2 separate regions of the Mus musculus genome follow, and region 1 is linked to region 2. A link is a contact called in ENCODE Hi-C data. All regions are on one chromosome and are shown on one strand. The core of a region is the stretch at or near the end of the contact, and the rest is flanking DNA. Distances in the headings are between cores, read along the strand shown.

What was found. A loop is a pair of places that touch in the nucleus more often than their neighbours do.
Region 1: a map of T-helper 2 cell shows a loop between it and region 2 (3-fold over the local background). The contact joins the promoter of Rbm15 here to the promoter of 2010016I18Rik in region 2. A Hi-C loop is called at or near these places in 2 of 37 maps with a recorded cell type or tissue (T-helper 17 cell and T-helper 2 cell).

The regions. Positions count from the first base shown.
Region 1 is chr3:107,329,329-107,336,864 of GRCm38, forward strand. It overlaps Rbm15 (RNA binding motif protein 15), which reads right to left and starts at 3,961. Exons shown (of 2, transcript NM_001045807.1): 1 at 887-3,961. The coding sequence starts at 3,752.
Region 2 is chr3:106,481,054-106,488,399 of GRCm38, forward strand. 2010016I18Rik (RIKEN cDNA 2010016I18 gene) reads right to left here and starts at 4,860. Exons shown (of 2, transcript NR_033207.1): 1 at 4,751-4,860; 2 at 933-2,380. Dennd2d (DENN/MADD domain containing 2D) reads left to right here and starts at 4,987. Exons shown (of 12, transcript NM_028110.2): 1 at 4,987-5,267; 2 at 5,820-5,995; 3 at 6,798-6,910. The coding sequence starts at 5,180.

The DNA.
Region 1 (7,536 bases), core at 2,711-5,210, 850 kb after region 2:
TACAATCACCGTTTAAAAACTTCTGTAATTCAGATGTCTGATTAATGTCTACTAGGGGAAATAAAAGGGTTACTTATAAGCCTGCAGGCAACTCTTACTGAAACCAGAAATTTCTTAAGTGGATACAGAAACCTTCATTTTTGGTTTTGAAGTATGCACAATAAAACTGTATTAGCTACACCTCTCAAGTCAGTAAGAACACTATCGTGCACCTAACTTACCAACAAATTCTCATTTTAAAAGCATTTACTCATTTCTTGCATACCAGTTTAAGATGTAAATGGTTTATAACACAAGCCTCAACTTTTACCCGTTACTGCTACAAACATGGGATACAAAACTCAAAAACTAATATGTTAAAGCAAACTTTCTGGGAATAAACTGTATATTTAAAGAAATACTCAAACACCTGATTAAAGTAATTGGACTTTGCAACACCTGATCAAATTTTTGTCACACAATGCTTCTAGTTTAAATTTTCTATGCACCAATCAAATCATTTTCAGTACAGAGTAAATATTATCAGAAGGTACTTTTCTCCAAATTATAATTTTAAAAATTGGGGGTTTTATCATTTTGAGGATTTAAAAAAAAAGAAACCCTCAAAATTGAAAAAGGAAAAAAAAAACCTAAAGAAAAATTATGAGGGTAAGAACTCCTAATTAAAGCAACCTATCTTCCCGCTACCTCAGGGCATCCCTTTCACTTAGTAACTAACTGCCCTAATATCTATTTTAAGGTTTACAAAAATATATATATATAAAAAAAAAATCAACTAAACTAATTGAAAGAAATTTTCATCTGATGCTATATCCCATTACACATCACAAAACAAGGAACCATGTCAAGTAGTAAATACAAGTTACACATGGACTTTAGGACGCACCACGGACAATGATCATGACCAGGTAATCTTCTTCAGATTTGGCCAGTGCCTTGGCAGGGGAATCCAGGAACTGCTGAGAGAACTCACAAGGTGGGAAGGCATGAAGAACCCCGGTGTTTTCCTTGTCTTTATTGCCTCCCACAGGGAGGCTGATCACCCCAGCTGCCTGCTTTTGCTTTAAATAGGACACAAGGTTCCTAAGTGGCCTCTGAGTAGAGGCGGCAGTGTCTGATGTGGCTGAGGAAGAGGAAGATCGGCTGTCAGAACTTCCAGGTACAGCCAGGAGAATGGCATAACCATTAGGCCCTGCCACTTTGATGCGTCGAGTTACTTCATCCAACTTGGGTTGGTCCAAACGGAGCCGCTGAGTGATCTTGAGTTGGGCCACTTTGCCTCCAGTTGAGCCCTCCACAAGTAGACTGCTAGCAACTTGGAGGTCACCCTGCAACAGATGCATGTTGGAAGGGAAGTTGCTGTTCTTCAGTAGAAGCATGCCCTGCCAAGCCAAACAGAGTTTGGGAGAGGATGCTGCCACAGGAGCTGTCCCTCCATCCTGTTTCTGGGAAGGTGGCTTCTGCTTTGATGAAGAAGTGCTGGCACTGGGTGCATTGCCATCAGATCGGTCTTCCTTTTTCAGAGGGTTTTTTCCCTCTGTGGGAGCAGCTGTCCGATGCTTCCTATCCCGTTCAGCTGATGCAGAGTTTTTACGGTCTCGCTTGTCGCTCTGGCTCTTCTCCAAACTGCCCCGTCTATCTCTGACTGGGGAAGACCTTTCCAAGAGGAGAAGACGAGATGATCGATCATTGTCACTGTTGTAGCGATCTCTGTTACTGCTCAGTTCTGGACTTCGGTCAGGAGAAGGAGTGCAGTGACGCTGTTTTCGAGGCCGTTCACTCTCAGGTGATCTATCAAGATGCCGTCCTCCACTTTCCTCAGGCAGCCTTCGCTTCCTTGGCTGGTCCCTGCTGCTGGGCAAGTCCCGATCACCTCTGTCCCTGTCCAGTGACCAGCCATCCCTCCTTCGATCCAAGCTATCTAGTGGCTCATAAGCAGTGACAGCACTAGTTGCAGCCCGAGCACTGCGTTCTCGAACCGGTGGTGGGGGTGGCACCCAGTCAGAATCAGTATAAAGGTCCCTATCACGATCTCTGTATAGTAAGGGTGGTGTCCTGTCCCGAGCACTCCTCAAAGGGTCAGGTGCTCTATGTCCAAAAGTATCCGTCACTAGTTCATAGTGGGTCAAGGGCAGAGGCTGAAGATATTGCTGCTGGTAACGATGTTCTGTGTCTGCAAAGTCTACCCTGAGGCGACGATCTGGGCCACCAAGTGGGAATCCACGCATATGGGTCCAGGCAGCATGAGCTGCATCCAAACTTTCATACTGTATATATGCCCAACTGTCACCTTTACGGTAGTCTATGGTTCGAATGGTGCCAAATCGGTCAAATTCTCGTGCCAGGGCAGCAAGAGGCACCCAGGGTCCCAGACCACCCACCCAAAGTCGGGTAGTGGGTGTGGCTTTACCATAACCAATCTTGATTGGATTCCGAATTATAATTTTGCCAGACATTGCAAGTTTGGCCCTGTGAGACATGTCTAGATTCTCAAATTTGAGAAAGCCATAGGTACTGGTCTGGCCTCGAGAAGGCCTCTTAATGTCCACTTCTGTGATGACTCCAAAACGATCAAAAGCCCTTCTGAGATCATTTTCCGTCACAGTGATATCTAAGTTGCCCAAGAAAAGTGTCCGGTTGGCACGCTGATCGTCCTCAGGTGATATCTCATCCACTTCTCGGAAAGGAGCCGCACCTGCTCCAGCTCCCACCCTCGGCTCCAGGCTGTAGGCCGGGCGCACCCGGTCATAGAACGGATAGTCTCGTTCTCTTTCCAGCTCTCGGGGCAATGGTGGCGGGGGTGGAGGAGGCAGGCGGCCCAGGGCCAACTGCTGCAACCGGTAGTCTCTGTATCCCAGAGCAGCACCTCCAGGGGAAAGCGACCTCTGACCTCCCCCTCCTCCAGGGGCGTGCCGGTGGCTACCGACTGAGGTCCCGACCACGCTGGATGACGGGGCGTAAGCATCTTTGTCTAACGGGGAGCGGCTGCGGCGCCGGCTCACGTACACGGCTTCTATCTTCAGAGGCCGGTCATAGAGCACCAGGCGGCCTCTGGCATGCTTGGCCGCCCTCGCGTCCTCTGGCCTCCGGAAGTTCACAAAGGCTACCCGCTCATCCCCGCTGCCAGAACCTGAGAGGTGACTGATTTTGACACTTACATCACCGAAGCGTTTGAACTCGTGAAACAGCCCGTCCTCCACCGCCTCGTCGCTCAGCTGGGACCCCAGCTCGCTGATCTTCAGGGTCTTGTACTCCACGCCGTCCCCGCCGCCGGGCGCGGAGGAGGCGGCCCCGGAGGAACGTGACTCCCCGCCTCCACCCCGGGAGCTGCTGCGCGACTCGCCCCCGCCTGAGGAATTTTTGGTGCTCGGGGAGCTGTAACTGTGCAAGCGGCTACTGGAGCTGCCCCCGCCGGTCTCGTACTCGCGGCTGCCGCCCCGGCTGCTGGACTTGTCCAGATGAAGGCTCCGCCGCGACCCGCCGCTGTCCGTCTTCCCGCTGCTGCTCCCATTGCTGCCGCCGGAGCCCCCTAACTTCTTGCTCCGCTCCCCACGAGAACTGGAGTCCTCACCGCCACGGGAGCGCTTGGGCTTGACCGGCGAGCGCTCCTTTCCTTTCATTGTTGAGGGTCGCCGGAGGTCGTCTCTGCGGAGCTGACTAACCCGCCACCCCGCGCTCGTTTCACACAGCGGACTCGCACGCCGCCATCTTGGACTCCGCCGCGGCAAAGGCTCCCGCCCCGCAGACCTCATTGGTCAATTAATTCACTCTTCAGCCTTCTCATTGGAAAAACTATTTGTCCGTCTTTACATCTCCCCGCGCTCCGGGAAGGCGCCCGCCCCGACGCTGTTATTGGGTTCCCAACGCCCTAATCCCAGTACCTCATTGGTTATATTCGTTGTCTATCTTAACGGTTCCTCGCGCCAGGCTGTAGCTCCGCCCCTCGCACTTCATGGTCACCTGACCCAAAGCCTAGAAGCGTTGATTGGACAAAAACTCTGCCCTGTAACGGTACTTCTAGCACGGCGAACGCAGCGATCCCACCTTCTCTTCCCTTTCATTGGTTTGTGGCCACGTCTTTTAAATCACTATCGGGAAGTCTGGACATCAGTTCAGGCGTTTTTTCCTGAGAATTTGGCTCTCTCCGATCTCGCGAGAGACAAAGAGCTCGCTCGCTCACTCGCTCACTCGCTCGCTCTCTTTCGACCCCAGTCTTCCAACTTCTCCGGCGGCTGAAGAAAGTTTAAATCTGATTGGATGTTGACGAGGAACATGATTGGATAAAAGCGCTGTCCATCACTCACTTAAAGGAGTAGGCCCATAAACTGAGGCGTCTGAAGGTGAAAGACTAAGACCACGCGCTTGCTGTGCGACGTCACTTTGCTGTCGCGAGATGGTGACAGTGAGTCAGGCCCGCCTCCCCGCGCTTTCGGCGTTCTCTTAAACATTTGTTAGGTCCTTACGGCGTACTTGCCTGTGCTTCGGTCCTTCGAGTCTGGAACTTGCGGGCTCCTCACTGTCCTGTCTGGGCGGGACAATGGGCTCGGTGGTCCTTCCGGCTGCTGGCCCTCACTCGATCCGCCTAGGCAGCTGTCCCGGACAGTCCAGCCGACACCATCTTAGTTAGCTGCCTGAAAAAGCCCCACCCCCGTGCGCGAGAAAACGCCTGCCCCGGTCTGTGCGGCCCGCTGGGGCGGTGAGTTCAGGGTTCACAGAGCCTCGGGTCACGCTGACGCCCTGGGCGGTACCGAGTCACTGCCCGCCCGCGGACACAGGGAACAGCGCCGCGGAGCCCTGGCCAGTCTCAGTGGCCGCCTTAGGGCCCGCAGTGTCCTGCAAGCCCACTTACTGGTCCGACCTGCAGGACCACTTGCAGATTTTTGCTTCCTGCTTTATGTTGTGAATCCCTGTAAGGTTTGCATTTATAAAAGATGTGTGAGACATAATATAGCTGTGCTTTGCTTTAATGTGTCACACTTCTCACTGTGCGGACACTACATTTATCTCGTTTCTAGGACTCCAGCACTCCGATTAATCCATAGTAGGACCCAGTAACATGGCCACCTTGCTCCCTCCTATATCCACTTCCTTTGACTCCTTTAACCGTGATTCCCGTCTAAACGCCTCCCGTCTCCCACCTCTGCGACCCCATGCACCTGAATCTCTTAAGCTTATGTAATACTGGTGATCATGAGATTAGATGCGTAGTCTATCCCACTAGCGTTTACCTCCTGGTGAGAGGAAATAGGCTTTTTGCAGTCTTCCCAAAAATGTACCTAGGAGAGATGAGAAAGATTTTGGTATTTACATCTTCTAAGACTGAGTAGAGAATGTGTTTTAAAACAGGACATTTTACAAGGTGATAAGAATGCCCTTCCCCAAAACTTGAATTCTAAATTTATAAGCTACTTGAAGATTAGATACAGCAACCTGATTAGCCCTATTTCAACCGTTTTGTTTTGTTGGTATATAACCCTGAAATTGGTGAACAGTTGGGCCAAACTCTCTTGGTCACAGCAAAAAGATTTGAAAGAAGCTCAATATGTAAGTTATAAACCGCAAAATACTATAAAGCATAGACATATTTGTATATTAAAAGTAGCTGTTATGTGGCTTTTGGAACACCTGTATCCCAGCTGCTCTTGCGGATAGGATCACAATTGCTTTCTTCATTAGCTAGAGTAACTTGGTAACTTGGTGAGATTCTGTCTTAAAACCACCCCTACACAAAAGTCTGGAGACATAGCTCAGGACCCTTGGACACCTATGTGAAGCTCTAGGTTCAATTCCTAGTACTGGGAAAAAAAATTCTTTTAAAGATTTATTTAGCAGTGCATGATGGTGTACCCCTTTAATCCTACCACTTGAAAGTCAGAAGCAGGCAGATCTCTGTAAATTCAAGACCAGAGTTGTCTATATAGTGAATACTAGGCCAGCCAAGACTGTATAACGAGACTTTGTCATAAAAATATTTATGTGAATGTCTGTATGTATGGTAGTGTTCTAATATCCAGAGAAGCCAGAGAGGGTGATAGAGCCCCTGAAGCTGGAGTTACAGGGTTGTGAGTCACCAATCTGGGCCCCTGGGAAACAAACTGTAGTCCTCTGTAAGAGCAGCAAGTACTCTTCAACGCCTGAGCCATCTCTCCAGGCCTGCAAAAATAATGTTTAAAAGATGTTTAAATAATGTTAACATAAAATGCCATCAGTCAGAGAAAAAATGTGTATAATAAACTACCAGTTGTGGTTTTAAAAATCGTGGATTACATATATATGCTTACACTTTTATTGAAATTGTTACAGAGATTGCTCTTAGGGGCAGGGATTAGCAAGAGAAATTTTCCTTGTAGGATTTTAGTTTAAAAATGTACAATAGTAGGGTATTTCCTGAAGACCACCTCATGTCCTGAACACAGAGTCTCAGCAATTATAAGATCATGTCCGTCTTATTTTTCTTTAAGTCTATAATCCTATTCACATTCTCCCCTGCTCCATTATTCTGTTCCAGGCATGCCTGATACATTTTTGCCTCAGATGTGGAATCTATCATTCCTACAAGAACATTCCTGTTCTCTTTAGTGGAAAATGATACTGAAAAATAAAAACTTGGATATTGGGAGATAAAGTAGTTGTACACACAATCTCTAAAAAAGCATAAAGAACTTTTCAGAGGTGTGTTCATCTATTTTAAGATTATATGAATACTAAAAAAACAGGAATTGAAGTTAAACCTTAACCTGATTACTCAGTGGAATAGTCAATCCAGAAAAACTTGGAGTGACTGTTTTCAGCCTAAATTGATTAACGCAGGTGATTCACTGATGCAGAGGCAAGATAAGGACCAGTCAGTGTAGTTTCTCAGACCTAATGGCAGGAGCTTGAGGGAAGCAAACTGAGAACTAGAAACTAGAACTGAGAAAAAAAAGAACTGAAGGAGATGGAAAAAGGACAAACAGCTTAGTGGCTTGTCCTTTGAGAGCATCGGGGAGCTTCAGAGAAGCTGCTTTTGCCACTTCAGACAGTGTGAGGAAGGCTTCCAAGGGAACTGGTGTGCTTCCTGGAGCCAAGAAGACTGATAAGTTTAATGCTAACAGTAAAGGCCATCACCTTTTGACAACAAGGGTCAAAAATAAGTTTGTTACATATGTTTGTCCATGACAACAAAATGAGGTCCTAAGCATTAAAAGTATAGTCATTTATATATTCTGCTTGTATTTGACTTCAAACAAATGCTCATTGAAATAGAAAGCAAGCATTGAGAAGACTTGCTGTGATTGATTTATTTTGATGTCATTTCCTTTGTGTTCTTTGAAGCACTAAGCTGTGTAAGTGAGGTTTTAGCAACTTGTATTTACACATGTTCCTTGAAGAGGGCTGAGAAAGGATAAAAATGACCCATGGTTTAAAGGGCAAAGACCTGAAACTCTTCTTTGGGTGTTGTCAATAAAATTGTTGAAAAGCAATCCAAGCTTTCCTCTTGTCTCCAAGTGATCAGTGGTCAGATCCAGGAGGGCAACTGTCCTCAGTGAGGAGAAT
Region 2 (7,346 bases), core at 3,610-6,109:
ATACTTGTAAGTATGGACATAATATTGCATGCACTGAGGGATTATTTAATTTTGTTGCTGCATAAACAACACGTGTGTGTGTGTGTGTGTGTGTGTGTGTGTGTGTATGTGTCACAATTCACCTATTTTGTATTAATGAACCCTTGGGGTTGTTTCCATATAAAGACTTGTTCAACAGTTTCCATTAATCTTCTTGTTCTTGTCTTCTTGATACACATATATTCATAATCATCTGGTTTTTCTTTTGAAGAAAGAAAGCTCTGTTTGGGAACACTGTAAATTAGATTGGACCAATTAAGACACAAGAGCACAAGAGCATCAACAAGTTAGACAAGGTTTTCTTGAGCAGCCCCTTCTCTTATGAGAGATAGAGAAGCTGCAGATCTCATAAGACAAGGCACTTGGAGACAGCCACATCCTTTCATGTTATTTCATGCAAGAATCCAGAGAATGGGAAACAGAACTACGCTATATAATTAAAATTAGATGCAAGTTGCTTGCACCTAGAGTAAAGGCAACTCATAGTGGTCAGTTTAATGCAAGGGCTGCTTGCCCAGCTCCTTCTGAACTATAGAGCTGAGGGCTGTGGAACCACCTGGGGATGAGGCATGAAGAGGCTGAAGAGGACTGTGGATCACAGTCATCTTGTGGGATTTTGCTTTGGTTTGTGTCTCACTCCTGAAGTCAAGGTTAAGACCTTGGAAGAACGTGGAGGGTTTAAGTTGGCTCTGCTTATCCCTCTCTTACAAATAACCTGGGAGGAAGAAAGGATGTACCACAGAACCCCCAGCAGGTGCTTATCACAGTGCCATAGTTAATAACTGCAGTTTAAAACCTGAGCCTATTTAGAAGTCAGTGGAGATGAGCAGAGAACAGCTGCATTGCAATGCTGACCATAGGAATGCTTTACATTTATGTCATATAACAGTTTACAGAAAGTTTTTTTAATCCCACTCTCTGACATTGAGAAATCTTTATTTATGGCAGCCAGGTAGGTATTATCCTGGCTGGTATTATGTTCATCTGTGGACTAACAAAATCGATTGGAAGGCAGGGTCACTACCTTCATCCACTTCTTCAGTCCCTTTTCTGGGGTGCCTAAGTAGAAAAGACAAAAAGGTCTGGAAGTAGCCAGCGACTCTGAATAGTTGTAAGAGCAGGCGTGGAGGAGTTGGTTAGAAGGGCATGCGGTCTGAGAGTTCTACTCCTCCGGATAGTTTGGAAACACCAGGGAGGCGCATCTTCCAGTCCTTGCCCTGGAGGTAGGGGTCTCTCTCTTTAGGCACCTACCAGAGTGTTTCAGAAGGTGAAGTTTCACAAAGGGTGACAATGAGATGGTACCGCCCCTCCCGGATGGACGCGCTGGCGCCCTCTGGCACCCCGAGCCTAGAGGCGCAGAGGGGTAGGGTGAGGACCCGAGAAGAGCGGCCAGCCCAGGTGCGCCAGGGGTTGGGCAGGAGCCCGGAAGGTGCGCTGCCCCGCCCCACCCCCTCCTTGCGCCTCCCGCGTGAAAGTGAAAGTTCCAGGGCCCCAAGAAGGTCAAGGATTTGGGGGGCGGGGCTGGCGCGGACGTGGGAGCAGGCGCTGGGCACTGGAGGGGCCATGGATGGGCTCGGCCGCCGCCTCCGAGCCAGCCTGAGACTGAAACGCGGCCAGCGGGGTTAGTGCGGGCCACAACGCGCGGGGGAAAGAGGGCGTGGGGTCCCCCGAACTATAGGCTCGGTGCGGCACTGGGGTCAGGAACGTGGATCAGTTTGGGCGGGATCTGTGAGGGCTGGGCAGGAGGCAGGTGAGCTCAAGGGAACAGGTAGAGGTCAACAAGGGGACAGATCTGCTGGGTCAAGGGGGAACCTGGTGGCCAGAAACCTACAAAGGTTGTGGGGCCCCAAGGGCCACGTGTCCTTCTATCCAGGAAGCTTGTGGTGCAGCCACTTTGTGGCTAAAGAGCTTAGGCCGTCAAGCCCTCCGGGAGGCGCTTCCCTTCCCTACTTAACTGGATTTTTTTTTTCAGTTCCCGAGGAGATCCAGCTTGTCCCTGCCTTGCAGATAACCGTGCCACAAAAACTGGTCTCCCCAAGCCCTTAGCACTGACCTCAGTAGAGCAGCCAGGTAGATCAGCTCAGCTGTTTCCTCAATCCGGACCTTGAGTTCTGACCTGTAAAATTGGAATCTTTTCCCTGTCCAGGGTGGATTATAGGGATGAAATTAGATGTGCCATCCGTTTCCTTTCTCCTTATCTGGAGCACTGGGACTTGGAAGAAGGGCAATTAGGATTCATTAATGTATCCATTCATTCAACAAACATCTGTTGCTGTTTATGTCTGGCCAGTGCTATGGCTGAGCTGTCACCCTCGGGTTTGTTCAGACAGAGCCCATGCTTCTGGAAAAAAAAAAAAAAAAAAAAAAAACCAGTTTGTAAGAGTCATTCCCAGAGAGCTCGCCTCTTCCTGAATTTGCAAGTGAAGATATCAGTGGCCCCCTCTCATAAGAGGCCTCAGAGCTGAGGTCGGTACTTCCTTCTCGTAACTGTAGGGACTTGTGACTGCTCTGCTCTTTGTACCTTCTCGCTTCTACCACACTCTTCCAGCCTGGTCGTTATGGCATATGCCTCTTCTACCTGCGTGCCAGGGAGAGGGCAGCAATGGCTGGAGCAGTATGTTGGGAGGAGATAAGTCCTCTTTTTGCTACAGAGTTCTGGCTTGGTTTTCTTGGGCTTCCTGGACCTGAGTAATCTGCTACTGAATGGCTAGGGTCTGCTTCCTAGGGCTCAGAGGACACATTTCAGTTGTTCTCCACCTTACCCTCACAGCAGCATATGGCTAGCAATGGTACCTGGAGGATCTTCCTTGTGGTGGAGGAACAGGAAGGCAGGCATTCTATATGTACCTGGTCACAACTTTAGCACCTGTCAGGTCATATGGGTGTGACTCTTTCATCTTTCTTACTGTCCTCTTGCTTCCTGGGGGATTTCCCCTTCTGGTTCACTGGCTCAGGCTGTTTTGTCTTAGAGATGTGTGTGTGTGTGTGTGTGTGTGTGTGTGTGTGTGTGTGTAAAACACTGGTAGGGAAGACTGTTACGGTGATTCTGGGTTGCTAGCAGTTCAGCAAAGAACACACAACAGCTTTTCAGATCAAGGTTCCCTAAAGTCCCCTCTCTTCCTTCAGGTGGTTGTGGGAGGGGCTTCCTGTTGGAGGAACAAGTATAACCAGACGCCTGACTTCCCTAGAGGAGTGGCTCCTCCCTCAATTAAAATTGAGGATAATAATCCATTCCAGGGCATCCGGGTCAAGTGAGGTGCCTTCTACTATAGAGGAGTTTGATGCATATTGATCCTTCTCGTGCTTTTCTGTGAGAACCCCTTTTGAAAGGGGGAGAAGGAGAAAACACTCTGTTGGATCTTGAGCCTCAGCCCAAAGGTCTTAGTTACTTTTCATTGGTCTGGGATTTCTGACATTGCTGGTCCCTTGTTTCTCCTGATAAAGCAGGAGGAAATGGAGTGAAAAGCCAGCCCCAAGGACTGAGGAAAAGACATTTCCTGAGCTTCTGGGATGACCAGGAAGATGACTCTGGCCCCCCAAGCCATTTGCTCGCCACCCATCCCACTCCACCCACTACCTCTTCCTACCGGGAGATGTTTACTGTGTAATACACCAGAAGGCCTGAGCCTGGATTTGGAACTTTTTATGACGTTCACTTTGTACAGATCCTGTTCATTTTCAATTGCCTCCGAGTGACTTAATGCCTCGGTTTTCCTTTCTGTACTAGGCATGCTCTTGCTCCGTAAGGCAACCAGTAAAGATTATGCAACATGTCTATACAGGCTACAAGTAAGACACAAGTACTTTCTGTGGTGTCTTGCTTCCCCGTTCTCAAGATCCCAACTCTCATCATCTGTACTATGATTGCTGCTTCCGCCACAAGTCAATGTTGGGTTTCTGAGTCCTGCATTTTACCAGTGCCACAGTTTCAGTGCTCTTAGGAGTAGGGTGACAGCCTTCCTTCTTACCATAGCAACACACTCCCTCCCAGAGGGCTGCTAATTCTTTGCAGGAGTGGCAGACACAGGCACCAGATCCTTTTACTTCTTCCCTCCCCATTAAGTTACTTCTGGGCAAAGTCTCCTTCCTCTTATCCTGTACATTTCCTTATTCAGGACTTTCTGTTTAATAACCCAGGGTATCAGCGACTACTTTTCTCCTCTTCCTCAATCTCTAGACATAGTACTGGGCCTGCTGTTTAGCTTGTCCTGGCCCAACCAGAGGAAAGGCTGAGCAGGGGTAGGGGAGGGGTGAAGATGCTCTGTACCCCTACAGCTGCTGATGCAACTAGGCTCCTACTCTAAGCTGGGGACGATTTCCCGAGTCATTGCTTCCTTTTAGTAAAGATGGTGAGAGAAAGGATTCTTCCGGAACCCTGGAATAGTGAGAGAGATTTATGCCTTAGATCAGGAAAGATTGCCAGGGAGGAGTGGGTGAAGTAATCACCTTCACAGCTATTCTGTATATCTGGGCCTCTCAGAGGTGGGCCTCTCCTGTTACAAGTTATTAGTACATTTAGAGAATGAGTGGGCAAGTCTACTTATCTGAATCAGGGCAATCTGGCATCTTGGCTGCAAGAAGTGTTCAGTCCTGGGTTCCTGAAGATCCTTGATGTTTTAGATTCGCCAGTTGGCCTGGTGGGACTTTGCAGCTCCCGACGATTGCTTGAAAAGGTGATCGTGAGCAGTGGAGGATGAGGGATGTAAAATACCTGTGCTGTGCCCCACGAGGCACTGGAGTCCATAGTCTGATCTTCACAGGCATCCCTCGCTGCCTGGGTTTGTAAATAAACTCACCACATGGTCTGCAAGCACTGGAATTGAAAGCCCTTGGCCCAGAAGCAGCTGTGCCTTGAGATGTTTGCTCATGACCTTTTCTGTTACCACACCCTGGGGCTCTTGGGAGGAGCCAAGAGCTGAGTTGTAGTGCCAGGATGCTGCTTCTGTCAGTGCCCACACTAAGCTGCCTCGTGGGTCCTTTCACATCCTTCTTGCTCAATTACGGAGTACACAGGATGGAAACTGCTCTCTGCCTTTGGGAGACAGCGTGTGGCTCAGCTCAATAAAGTTGTGATTGGAGACCAAGGCAGAAGGCACTTTCTCAGGCTTTCTGTGGCCAGCCTGAAGGAGAAAGAACATCCATGCCCCCAAAGCTCAGAATGATGGAAGGACAAGGGGTAGGCCGAACCCTCAGGCTGCTCCGAAATCGCTTGCCACGACTTCGAGCAGGTCAGAACTGGATTGCCTACTTCCTTTTTCGGATGATCTTTTTATGGGCTGATTCCTGCTGTAGTGATCCTCTTTTTCCTTTATATGCTCAAACCCACATGGCCCCCATGTGGTCAAGCCAGGAGGATTGCCTTATCAGTTTGCAGAGCTAGTCCCGTCTGTTGCAGAGGTCTTGCTATAATTACCAAAAAATGCCCTATGGGTCTACTCTGATTATTTAGTGCAAATTTACTCAGGGCTCACAAAATACCCAGAACTGTTGCATCAGGCAGACTATACAGTGTCAGGCATCAGGCCTCCAAGAACCTCCACAGCATGGCATGGCTCCTCGGTTCTACATCAGTGTTTTCTTTTCTTCCTGTGTCACTCCACAGTTTCAAGTTTCCCAGGGCAGGTATGGAAATTGCCCCCTTGGCTCTGATCCTGCCTGGTGGTGCCTGGTCAGGCTTGGCACTGTAGCCTTGAGGCATGGTTGTTGCCCAGATTCTCGCTCGCACTACAGAATGGAGGAGTGGAAAGAATACTCAAGAGACCCTTGCATCTCCATTTTAGGACAATCCCAGAACAATCCTGGGGAAGCTGTCACAGAGCCAGAAAGGATCCAGGAGCATTCTCCATCTAGCTTTGCTGGAGGCCAGCACTTCTTTGAATACCTTCTTGTTGTTTCTTTAAAGAAAAAGCGTTTAGGGGATGACTATGAGCCCACGATCACTTACCAGTTTCCCAAGGTAAGGATGGAGGGAGAAGTGGGGCCTGAGGATGGAGGTGGGAGGACGAAGGTGTGTTTAAAAGGTAATAGAGGAGTTCTATGTCTTACCACGCTGCCTGGGCTCTAGCCCTGAGCTCACTGCTCTAGTTTCCTTTGTAGCCCAGCCCTAGTTTTCTGTAATCACCCAGAGAATCTAGGTCTGACTGCTTTGTGAAGGACTGACTGAAACTCTGGAGCAGGGAAACAATGCTCTTGCCCCTGTGGGAAACCTTCAGTTCTTCCAAATTCCACCTCAGTCACCTTTTCCTACAGGAAAACTCAGCTTCTGCTGGAACTACTAAGAAGGGATGGCCTTCCTGGTTGTGTGGTAGAGAATCAAGCAGGCCCCCGACTCAAGCACAGCCTAAGATCAGTCTCCCAAAGTATTAGATCTCTTCTTGCCTGATCATGCACTGGGTGAGGCGTAATGTCCCCTTCTTACCAGCCTCTCTTGTTAGAAGGTTTAGCAACTGGAAGGGTTGCTTCTTTTCTATGATGTGGTTTCTCTCTGATGCCACCCTCTCAGGAGGTTGGTCCAGCTGACCTTTCTAATCTTCTTTTTGAATATGTAAATCCTCAGGATACTGAATTCCAACCCAAGGTTACATTGATGTGGCCCAGAACAAATTGCTTTCTCTTTGAGGTTCTTCCAGCTAGACTTAGAGTTCAGACTGTATGGTACCAACCAAAGGCACCTTTGTACCCCATGTTGGTCAGAAAGAAGGCTGACAGGCTTCTGACCTCTGCTTCTTTGCCTAAATTCCACTGTCTTTTCCTGACAGAGGGAGAACCTGCTCCGAGGTCAGCAGGAGGAGGAGGACCGGTTGCTCAGTGCCATCCCTTTGTTCTGCTTCCCTGATGGAAATGAGTGGGCACCACTCACAGAGTATCCCAGGTAACCACTCAGCCTGCAGGAAAGGGTATCAGATTTGGATAGAAGGGCAAATGCGTGGCTCTTGTCCCCTCACCTGGTATGAATGCTGAGTTTTTGCCAGGGAAATATTTTGCTTGGGATCCTTTAGACAAATGATTGAAGCTGTGACTTGACTTTCTCTCTGAAGACTTTAAAGAGTCTCTTACCTCTTCCTAGAAGAAGAAATTGCCTTTTAAAAATGTTTTTATTTATTTATCTTTTTCTACTCTGGACTGGAGAGAAAGACTTTGGCCTCTACAATAAGGAAATGGTTCTTGCTTGCATCATGAACACTGGAAGCAGACCAGGACTTCAATTTTTAGATAAGAAGTAACCTCAGAGCCTTACTTACCTGGTCCTTAAAGTGGTGATAATAATTGAACCTTCTTCAGAAATGTTTAGTTGAGTCTCGAATGAG